Linked DNA regions of Homo sapiens: regions 1, 2 and 3 are each linked to region 4. A link is a contact called in ENCODE Hi-C or POLR2A ChIA-PET data. All regions are on one chromosome and are shown on one strand. The core of a region is the stretch at or near the end of the contact, and the rest is flanking DNA. Distances in the headings are between cores, read along the strand shown. Region 1 has its middle 37 kb from the start of CEP120. Region 2 has its middle 380 kb from the start of LINC01170. Region 3 holds the start of CSNK1G3 (casein kinase 1 gamma 3). Region 4 overlaps GRAMD2B (GRAM domain containing 2B).

Region 1 (2,700 bases), core at 125-2,624, 3.0 Mb after region 4:
TCTTCCATTTCATTTTAATTGTGTGCATGTGAGTATGTGTGCCTTTTAAAGTCATGGTACCAGATGACTTTATAATAAAAGGCACACATAGATATAAGGGAGTTAATTTTGACTTCCTACATGTTTCTAAAAATATTATAATTCCAAACAAAAAGGTAGGTAATATATTGCCATATAGTCTCTTTTGGAACTTCTTAACTGGACAATTTGCCAGCAGCAACATATAATAACCACTGGACTCAGAAAATAGTACCCCAAAAGGAAGGCCTCAGAAGCAAAGTTTTTCTCTGATCTGCCCTCCTATCTCTCACTCTCGTTTTCCCCCAAGGCTAGCCAAAGAAATTAGGATCCCTCTTCCCTGAGGTGAGTCATAGAAACCAGAATCCCTTCCCTCAGAGCCAGCTATAAAATCTAAAAATATTATAACTTTCTCACCCTGCTCGTAAAAACTGGCCATATCAGGAGTTCGAGACCAGCCTGGCCAATATGGCAAAACCCTGTCTCTACTAAAAATACAAAAATTAGCTGGGCATAGTGGTGCATATCTGTAATCCCAGCTACTCAGGAGGCTGAGGCAAGAAAATCGCTTGAACCCAGGAGGTGGAGGTTGCAGTGAGCCGAGACCTCACCACTGCACTCCAGCCTGGGTGACAGATGGCAGAGTGAGACTCTGTCTCAAAAAAAAAAAAAAAAAAAAAATAGACTAGTCATAGGGAAATTATCTGACCTACTTTGTTTGAATATAGGTCATAAGAGTCCCATTCCTGAGAGGGTCTCACCCCTCACTCAGAAGGAAGGAATACATGATCAGAGAGGCCAAAAAGAATCTAGACAGACAGGCCATGCTGGGCTTCCCCCCTTAGCCTATTAACATTAGATCTTACCCTTTTGTCCAATCATATTTTTACACAGCTTCCGTACTTTGTTGAACCCAAGCATGAAAATGGACAATTTCCCCTCTATCTTTGGGTTTTCATTCTGAAGGCTCTCATGTCAAGTAAAACTATGATCAAATAAATTTGTACACCTTTCCTCTTAGTAATCTGCCTCTTGTCAGTGATTTTCAGCAAACCTTCAGAGGGTGAAGGGAAGCTTTCCTTTGGCTCTGACATAACCATTACTTGAAGTTTACCCATATACAGATAACTTTACACTCTTCTCATATCCATTTAATGTTTCCAGTCAATGTTATTACCTGTATCTTAACAATTATGCCAGAGTTCACAGTGAGAAGTGCAGCATGCTAATTTTTAAACACTGACTAGGCTATTAAACTGGCAGTTATGATGTGGTGTGATAAGGGGAATGCCAGGGAAAGTAGGAGGTGCTATCGTCAAGGCATGACTTCAAAGGTCAAGGAAAGCTTCCTGCAGTGACGCATAATAGGAGACCTGAAGGGCTTGTAAGAAGTAAACAGGCAAAGATAGAAGAGGATTGGGGTGGAGAATATGATTCAAGCAGAGGGAGTGTCATGTGCAAACCCCAAAAGTAAGAAGGAGTATAGCAAGATGGAAAATGGAAAAGAATTTAATCTAAAGTGATAGATTTTGAGGTATGAGTGGTGATAGATAAATCTAGAGAGGTAAATTGAGACCTAATTAATCACAGAGTTTTGAGGCCAGTGACAAGGCAGTACAGAGTTTAAGCAGGGAAATGGCATGATCAGGTCTGGAGCAATTACAGTGATCCAGATAGGCTATGATAAAGATTTTTTTTTTTTTTTTTGAGATGGAGTCTTGCTCTGTTGCCAGGCTGGAGTGCAGTGGCACGGTCTCGGCTCACTGCAACCTCCGCCTCCTGGGTTCAAGCGATTCTCCTGCCTCAGCCTCCCAAGTAGCTGGGATTACAGGCAGGTGCCACCACACCCGGCTAATTTTTGTATTTTTAGTAGAGATGGGGTTTCACCATGTTAGCCAGGCTGGTCTTGAACTCCTGACCTCGTGATCTGCCCACCTCGGCCTCCCAAAGTGATGGGATTACAGGCGTGAGCCACCGCGCCCGGCCAAGCTATGATAAAGATTTTAAGCACTAGTTGTAGTGGCCTTAGATGATGGTTACATAGAGTTATTGAAGGGTATAGAAAGAGGTTGGAGGCAGAATTCACAATAATTACTATTCATTATTGAATTACAAATTCTTAGAGGAATTTCAGATTATTATTTTACCCCCATGTATGTAGCACAGAATAAATATTCAACAAATACGTGTCAAATTAATTAAGAAATAAAACAAATTCAACCAAATTTATTTTTCTTCTTTTATTTTATTTTATTTTATTATTATTATACTTTAAGTTTTAGGGTACATGTGCACAATGTGCAGGTTAGTTACATATGTATACATGTGCCATGCTGGTGTGCTGCACCCATTAACTCGTCATTTAGCATTAGGTATATCTCCTAATGCTATCCCTCCCCCCTCCCCCCACCCCACAACAGTCCCCAGAGTGTGATGTTCCCCTTCCTGTGTCCATGTGTTCTCATTGTTCAATTTCCACCTATGAGTGAGAACATGCGGTGTTTGGTTTTTTGTCCTTGCGACAGTTTACTGAGAGTGATGATTTCCAATTTCATCCATGTCCCTACAAAGGACATGAACTCATCCTTTTTTATGGCTGCATAGTATTCCATGGTGTATATGTGCCACATTTTCTTAATCCAGTGTATCATTGTTGGACATTTGGGTTGGTTCCAAGTCTTT
Region 2 (2,700 bases), core at 167-2,666, 2.4 Mb after region 4:
GGTTTCACAACACATGCAGTCAATTACCTGGATGGGGGCTAGGGGTCGCCAGGAGTTTAAGGACTACTTTTTAGAAATTTATTTGTTTGTCATTTACTAATTGTAGTGAGTTGAACAATGTTCCCCCCCAAATCTGTGTCAAACCAGAATCTCAGAATGTTATTTGGAAATAAGATCTTTGCAGATGTAGTTATTTAAAAATCTCAAGACGAAATTATCCCAGATATAAGGTGGGCACAAAGTTCAATGACAGGTATCCTTATAAAAGAGGAAAGGACACAGAGACCCAAGAAGAAGGCCATGTGGAAAGAGGGGCAGAGTTTGCAGTTATGTTGCCACAAGCCAAAGAACACCAGGAGCCACCACAAATTGGGAGAGGTAAGGAAGAATTCTCCCCTAAAGTCTTTGGAGGGAGCATAGTCCTGCTGACGTCTTGATTTCAGACTTCTGGCTCCCAGTGTTATGAGAAAATAATTTCTCGTTTTTAGACACCAAATTTTTTTATTATTTGTTATGGCATCCATATGAAATGAATACACCAGTGAAGCTATAAAGTATGAGAAAGTGGGGAGAAAGCTGAAAACTCTAAGAAATGACTTTGCTGGAGAAGGGGAAGTTCATGTCAAAGTTCATTAGCATTGAGATAAAAAAGATCAGTGCTATTCCCCATACACTGTACATTCTCCCTTGTGCCTTTATCCTAATTAATCAGATGCTGACCAGGCTTTGTATATTATCTGATGGCCATTCTCAGGAAAAGCAAGGATTTGCTGAGCTTTTGCACTTTTCTGAGATGGGGAAGGCACTGAGAAAAAGGGCGCATGACGATTTTACTACAGAAATTCTGCAGTGTGATTTGGCATCATGACAATTTGGCCATCTGCTTTGTGGAGGGAGTCCAGCACCATCAACGAGACAGTGTAATTTCTGTCACTTCTTAGAGAAGCATCCTTGTAACACAACAGTCCTTTGGTGGGTTCATTGTGTGGCAGTGTAAATTTTCATGACTAGGGTCCTCGTCCATCCTGGTTTGCCTCAGACAGCCCCAATTTATGCCTGTTGTCCTGGCTGAATTAATTACAGCCCTCCCTTTTTCACTTTGAAAAGTGTCCCTGTTTGGATGATAAATTATATAGCCACCTTAGCTATGACACAATCTCTCATTAAAAAAAAAAAAAAAAAGCTGTAAAGCTTTGCAAATTGATTTACTTTCATTTTCTTGCCAACCCCACAAGATTACTTACAATGTTTTGGAAATAGTAATTACATTTTTTTTTAAAGAGAGTTTTGCCTGGGAGTTAGAAAAGGGAAGTTCAAAAAGGGAAGTCTATGCTGTCTGTTTCCTAAAGACTGTTTCGCTCCTCCACAGCAGGTGCCCCCACCAGTGCCTCCCTACCCGCTCCCAGCTTTGGTGGCAGAGCAATGCCTCTATCCAGTGAAAGGAATTTGGCTGCTTCAGCAAGGTGACAACTGCACACATCCATATCTGCAAGGCAGGTGTAAGCTGGCATTTTGCCCAAGTCTAGCCAGACAGCTTCATAAATCCTGCCCTTACCACAGCCCGAATTACTTTTCATGACACAAAGCCAAGCTGTGTTATTCACCTAATGCCCCGATTTACAGTTCCCAAGACAAAAGAACATACAGATAGAGTTTCAGGGCTCTGTTTGCCTTCACGTTTATCTAAAGGTCAGTTTCAGGTCACGCTCAAGAAACCTGACAAATGGTGGTGAATAAACCTAAAAATAAATTAAATGCAAGTGGGAAACTTAAGCATTCCTTATTCTTGTGCCAAAAGAAAACTCAACCCAATTGACATTCTTTTAATATCTGAGATAAACAGCTGTTCTCTTATTCATGGCATCGTAGGGAATTATCATGCTCCCTTCAGCTCCTGCGCACATGTACATGTGTGTGCTTCCACATAAGGTACCCACATGTACACACATACACACGTCTCGGCGCAGTTCCCGTTTAGGTATTTGTTCTTGTGTCTTTAAGGACCTGAGTTCATGGAAGACTTGAGGGTCCTCAGAGTGAGAACTGCTCTTATCTGGAACAGTGCTGTGGTTGCCCAGGAGTACCACTCATGTCCTGCCAGGCTCAGGGGCACTAGGACGTCAAGCAGAAATCTCATCACTCTATGAACGAGAAAATCAGACCAACAAATGCCGGTCCTTGGAGAGAGATAATTGCTCATATGCCAGATTCATGAAGGTGAGAGTTGAGCAGTTAACCTGAAGAATGCTTCATGCAAATAGGCTTAGAACTGCGGAACAAGAAAGTGCTGGAGCCCCACCAACTGAAAATACCTCTGCAGAAACCTCAAGACCTCAACAGTCCATTGCCGAGTTGTTGGCCATGACAGGGCTTCTAGAGCAGCACTTAATTTACCCTTGGTAATTCTAAGGAAAATGATAGACAACAACAAAAAACCCACCTTCTGCCCTTCAGAAAACTGCAATAGACTTTGAGATCTACCCCACTATGCTGTGTTTTTCTATATGTAAACCTTCTCTATGATGTAGATTTTCCTTCCTCCCACTCCATCCCCAAACCCCCAGCCTCGCTTTTCTATTCACAAGATTGGGACAGAAATTTCACTAAGAGAAGTAAGACACTGCTGGAGAAGAAACACACTGAGCCCATCACATTTCACAGTGGGTTTGTAAATTCCAGCTGCCTCTGTTAGGGTTACAG
Region 3 (2,700 bases), core at 152-2,651, 2.9 Mb after region 4:
ATAAGTACATTTTTAATTCTCTAATTTAAAGTAAATATTTTAATAGAAGATTTAAAAGGAGCCACTGACCAGCCTGGGTGCTTACTACAAAAGAGTTGAAAGTAATTCACACAGTGTATCAACAGTAGCTGTCTCCCACACACACAGGCACACTCACTCTCTCCCCCATCTGAACTTTTCCTCCCTAAAACATGAGGTGGGAGAAGGGGAATGACCATGACACAGGCCTCACTACCCCCACCCCACGAGTAGACACACATCTCCCTCCTCATCCTGCTGAAAAGAAATGTGGAGGCTGTGGACCAAGAGACCCGATGCTTCTCAGTGTCACTTCCCCTGCATGTGGGATAAACAAACAAACCGGCACCATGAGAGTAACCATCAGAGTGATTTTGCTAACCTTTGACTAATGTCTTGGTTAAGTTTTGAGCTGAGTCAAAGCTCTAAGAAACAGGTAAATCCCTGTGTCCCCCCACCCAACCCCTTAAACACTCCAACGGGAAGTTTATCCCTGAGCTGAACGCTGGCCCCCGTCGCCTCCTCCCAGCCTATCCATGCCTCCTTCCTGCCTGAAGCCCCTACTCCAAAGGTAATTGTCTGGACACAGTCAAGGAGCACCGTGGGCGACACTCCCCACCTCCCAATCTCTCCTAAGGAAGCCCCCGCCGGCCCAGTTGGCCCACCTCCCTCGCCGCCCCAGTCGCGCCGCACCACTCCGGCAACTTTTGCACCCAGCCCGACCCGCCACCCGCGGCCCCCGCTGCCCCCTAGCCCTCCGCGCCCTCAGCCTCCGACCGCGGCCCCCTCCTGCCCACGCCTCCGGGCCACCCGCCATGGTCCTCGCCCACCCCTCCCCCGACACCCGCGCCTGCGGCGCCGCCCCCGCCGCACCCCACCCCACCCGCCCGGGACCCCAGCCCCACCCGGGAGGGAGGGCGCCGCGGCCGCGCCGAGGCAGCCGCCGGGCCGGGGCTGGCAGCGGAGCACCTACGCGCAGGGGGCTTTACCTCAAAGGCGCGGCCGCGAGCAGAGGGGTCGGTCCCGGGCGCGGGCGGCGCCCCCAGTCCGTCAGCGCCGGCGGGGGCAGCGGCGGCGGCACATCACACCCGCCGGCGGCCGGAGGAGGAAAGCGAGCCACGCAGGGAGCGAGCGAGCGAGCGAGCGAGGTAGGGGGGAAGGAGCGAGAGAGAGAGGTAACGCAGCGCTGCTCGGATTCGGTCCCTGCACTGCCGCTGGTGCCTCCTACCGCCGCCGCTGGCCGGAGAGTCGCCGCCCGAGCCTCTGCTGTCGCCACCGATGCAGCCCGGAATGAATGCACAGCAGCGCCTCGCTTATCCGGAGGTCAAACATCCTTCTGCCTCGGGCATCCGGATCGACGCCGGACCCGGAAGTGAACACATGGAAAAAAAATTAAAAAGGAAAGCGTCTGTTTAGCGGCGGCGGCCCCCAAGCTGCCCGCATCAGCGAAAACAGCCGAGTAGAGCCGAAGATTGCACCAACCTTCTTGGATTGGTCGGATCGCCGACCGGAAAGGAGACGGCGCGGTCATTGGCTGGCAAGGTGTATAAAGCCTAAGCCGCGCCCTATCCCCGTCTTTCTAGAGCCGTGCGTGAGGGAAAGTGGGGAGAGGCTGTGGATACGAGTGTTTCTCTGGATGAAGCAGTGGGCGGAGAAGCATAGCAAAGTCTACGCAGAGAACTGGAAGAGAACACCACCATGCTTTAGGAGAGCTACTAAGAACTGAGTGAGCAAAGAGCCTTAAGGGTACCATTGTGCCAAGTCAGGGTGCTGAGGCTTTCCCTGTTGTGCTCAGCCCGCCAGGTTCCAAAAAAATCTTAGGGCCCGGCCTAGGAGTATGACATCACTGGGTTGACATTTTTCCCCGCTTGTTTGTAACCCCAGTGCCATATCAGGGCTCCAACTGCTTAGAAATGTGAATTATGGCTCACATTTGCGTCTCATTTGCTGTTTGTAAGCTGAGGTAATCCTCTGAACTATATAGTGTGGCATTACCTGTTTTTCAAATTCACCTCCCAAAGTTCTGAGAAGCCAAACATCACCCAAGTTATCAAGTTGCAGCGCACAAACTGAAATCGGTGTTTCTGACTCACACTTAAGTCCACTCTGCCTACATAGAAAGACTGCATTCCTTTCATTTTCCCTCTTGCAGTTGCTTCCCTGGGATGGAGATAAGTCATTTTGGTAGACTTCTATGGAAATTGATCCACCATGAAGGCATGGAAACTATAATTTTTTAAAATTGTGATTCTTATGTCTCAAGTCCTTTCAAAAGTTAGGCATTAAGGTGTGCAGGAAGAAGAATCAGCCTGGTGCCATGTTTTTTAAATGTTCATTTTATCAAACCCGTTTATATTCTTAATATACTTACTGTATCAAGAAACTTGAGTCTTGTGTATCTCTATCTCTCCTGTCTACCTCTCAAAACGAAAAGACTAATGAAACAAATGCACTCCTTCATTTTCCTCCCTGCTTTGCTAGATTAACGGTATAGCTAATGTGTTACCTTTGGAAGGGTAGTTAGTATAGAAATCTGTTTTTGATTTTGGTTTGTAATACAACAGTGCCTTTTTTTTAAACCTCTCTTCTCACTTCTTCCCCAAACTGGAAGTTAAGAAGTGACTAGCATCACCAGCCTTAGAAGGGTAGTGATAAGAGCTTTGCTCCATGCTTACCACACCA
Region 4 (2,700 bases), core at 135-2,634:
GTGAAACCCTCTCTCTACTAAAAAATACAAAAATTAGCTGGATGTGGTGGTGCATGCCTGTAATCCCACCTACTTGGGAGGCTGAGGCAGAAGAATTGCTTGAACCTGGGAGGCGGAGGTTGCAGTAAGCCGAGATCATGCCACACTGTGCTCCAAACTGGGCAACAGAGTGAGACTATTTTTTAAAAAAAAAAAAAATTATAAATGGGCTACTGTTTACTTGTCTTTGCCCTGCTTTGACCATATGCCTCTGGAGGGCAGGATCCTGGTCTTTTCACATCTCTGTATCCCCACAAAAAGGTTCAATTCATTTACCTTAAGGACTTCATGTTCCTTAAATCAGCTCTAAAGGCCAGGCTTTCTGATCTCTTTCTTTTTTTTTTTTTTTCTTTTTTTGAGACGGAGTCTTGCTCTGTCGCCCAGGCTGGAGTGCAGTGGCACGATCTCGGCTCACTGCAAGCTCCGCCTCCCGGGTTCACGCCATTCTCCTGCCTCAGCCTCCTGAGTAGCTGGGACTACAGGCGCCCGCCACCACGCCCGGCTAATTTTTTGTATTTTTTTAGTAGAGACGGGGTTTCACCGTGTTATCGAGGATGGTCTCAATCTTCTGACCTCATGATCTGCCCGCCTTGGCCTCCCAAAGTGCTGGGATTACAGGCGTGAGCCACTGCGCCCGGCCTAGGCTTTCTGATTTCTAGCCCAGGGCCCATTTTGGCTACACCAGACAGTATAAATAGCAATAGGAATGGATGTACTTCACTTGGAATTCCTGGGCTTGGGAAAACTGGCATGGGAAAGGCCAGGAGTTTTCTGCTGGGGTTTGGATCCTCTTCTGGAACAACCCCCCATAATTCAGTAGACTAAAGTACTGAGGGTGCTTTTGGTGAGGCAACCGCCTGCCCTTCCAATTCCTTCAGACAAAGATTAGACAGATGGATCCTGTGAAGGTTATGGCGAAAGAAGGAACATTTCCATCGAGGGAGCTTTACCATTTCTTCCCACGAAACTAGGTGAAAGGTAGTGGAGTCTGCCTAGTTACTGAGGCCAAATGATCTCATAATTACTGCTGGGAGGGGCCGTCATGCCTTAGTTTGCTTTACTTTGCTAGAGTGTAAAGGGTAATGCTTAGATATTAGATTCCAAGAAACGGAAAGGAAAGAGGATTGCTTTCCTTCATTTTATGCCTTCTTGGAAATGGAGAAGTTTCCAGGAGAAGAATCTGTATTCCATGGTCTGTGGCTTCCTAAGAGTAGCTCAAGTCCCAGTTTCTGGGAGTGGCATCTTCATAAGGATGTTTATCATATTTCAGTGTCTTAGTAAGGGCCCCAGTTTCCTCGCCTCCACACCAAATCCTCCTCCCTCAGCCTGTGTCACAGAGCTGCTCTCCGTCACACCTTACTCAAATTGAGAACACATAGGTTTTTTTTTTTTTTTTTTTTAATTTTTAAAAGCTTGGGGAATGTAAACATTTTCTACATGACTAATGAAGCTAGGCATTGTAGATAAGAGAAGCAGTGAATGTTTTAAAATCAGTCACGGTTACTGCTGGATTTTATTAGAAACACTCAGACTGGTCTAGTTTTGGGGGGTTAATATGAAATTTATAGCACAGCTGAGTAAATAAGGGTATCCACTTATTTTCAGAAATGATTTTTGAAGTTTAAACCACTTACTATGAACATTTTATAACATAGAAAACAGGTACAAAGTAGATAGAATAGTATAAACAAGGCAATCTTGTTTCATCTATATACCTGTAGCCCACCACTCCTACCTCCTACTGGTTTTGAGACAAATCCCAGACCACACTATCTTTTCATCTGTAACTATTGCAGTGTATAACTCTACAAGATAAAGATTCTTTGAAAAAATAAACACAATACCAATATCAAACCTTAAGGCTAAAAATTGTAATTGATTTTTAAAAAAATGAGTGAAATATGGCTGTTTTTCAGGGAAACTATTAGCACAATGTAGTAGTATTTAGGATTGGAGTGGACTAAAGCATCTCTAGGCACACTGTTGGGTATCTGGTTACCCAGTAGGGGACTTGGGAGAGTTCCTGTTCTCACACTAGTCCACATGGCTCTTGCTAGCACAGCAGTAGGAGCTGCCTACTTTGACATCACCAGGTACCAGGACCCCTTTTCTCTTGCCCTTCCTGCTCTGGCTATACTGGAGAGAGGAAGAAATGGAAATGCCATTCCCCAATCTCAACACCTGAGTCAGATTCGGCTCTCTTGAAGCTGAAGAAGAGAGATTCCCAATGACACGAATCAGCATGAAAGGAATTATGGTTGTGAACAGAATGTATCAAAGTGGGTGGTGTCCATGACTCTAGGTGGGATGATGGAGTCACTCTGCATCCTGTCTGTGCCTCAGGCTGCAGCTGCTTCTCTTTAATCTGCCCTCCCACCCCCTCCTCACCCCCCACTCCCCACCACATACCCAAGAGACAGTGAGAGAAACCTGAGCAGCAGCAGACATGGGGTGATGTGATATCCAGGCTGCCCACTTCCTCTGGCCCGTCAATACTTTGTGTCAGCAAGTCCTCAGGCTGTGCTGGCCCTCAAGATTGTCTGGATTTTTCATATGAAAAAAAGCTCAACATCACTGATCATTAGAGAAATACAAATCAAAACCACAATGAGATACCATCTCACACCAGTGAATGGCGATTATTAAAAAGTGAAGAAAAAA

What was found. Hi-C counts contacts between places; a loop is a spot of excess contacts on that map. ChIA-PET counts read pairs that join two places held with the same protein, here RNA polymerase II (POLR2A). Pooled maps may share reads with other maps.
Region 1: a pooled map shows a loop between it and region 4 (5-fold over the local background). The contact joins two enhancer-like sites. A Hi-C loop is called at or near these places in 1 of 37 single-sample maps with no recorded cell type and 4 of 50 pooled maps. POLR2A ChIA-PET finds 5 or more read pairs at or near these places in 1 of 52 experiments (activated CD4-positive, alpha-beta T cell).
Region 2: a loop to region 4 is called in a map with no recorded cell type, with 2.5 times the contacts of the local background. The contact joins two enhancer-like sites. A Hi-C loop is called at or near these places in 2 of 37 single-sample maps with no recorded cell type and 2 of 50 pooled maps.
Region 3: a loop to region 4 is called in a pooled map, with 7 times the contacts of the local background. The contact joins the promoter of CSNK1G3 here to the enhancer-like site in region 4. A Hi-C loop is called at or near these places in 6 of 37 single-sample maps with no recorded cell type and 13 of 50 pooled maps.

Annotation. Positions count from the first base shown.
Region 1 is chr5:123,459,090-123,461,789 of GRCh38, reverse strand. No RefSeq gene overlaps it. Among named protein-coding and RNA genes, the nearest start is that of CEP120, 37 kb to the right of the region's middle. Within about 2 kb of position 1,374, at least 2 of the 41 ENCODE cell types and tissues checked have a DNase peak (open chromatin) inside an H3K27ac peak, as active enhancers do.
Region 2 is chr5:124,056,112-124,058,811 of GRCh38, reverse strand. No RefSeq gene overlaps it. Among named protein-coding and RNA genes, the nearest start is that of LINC01170, 380 kb to the left of the region's middle. RefSeq lists an enhancer at 1,911-2,100. Within about 2 kb of position 1,416, at least 10 of the 41 ENCODE cell types and tissues checked have a DNase peak (open chromatin) inside an H3K27ac peak, as active enhancers do.
Region 3 is chr5:123,510,878-123,513,577 of GRCh38, reverse strand. It overlaps CSNK1G3 (casein kinase 1 gamma 3), which reads right to left and starts at 1,401. Exons shown (of 14, transcript NM_001364140.2): 1 at 1,008-1,401. RefSeq lists enhancers at 80-229, 1,260-1,469, 1,630-1,689 and silencers at 750-819, 990-1,079.
Region 4 is chr5:126,445,360-126,448,059 of GRCh38, reverse strand. All of the region lies in intron 1 of GRAMD2B (GRAM domain containing 2B), which reads right to left. Among named protein-coding and RNA genes, the nearest start is that of GRAMD2B, 23 kb to the right of the region's middle. RefSeq lists an enhancer at 2,035-2,700. Within about 2 kb of position 1,384, at least 10 of the 41 ENCODE cell types and tissues checked have a DNase peak (open chromatin) inside an H3K27ac peak, as active enhancers do.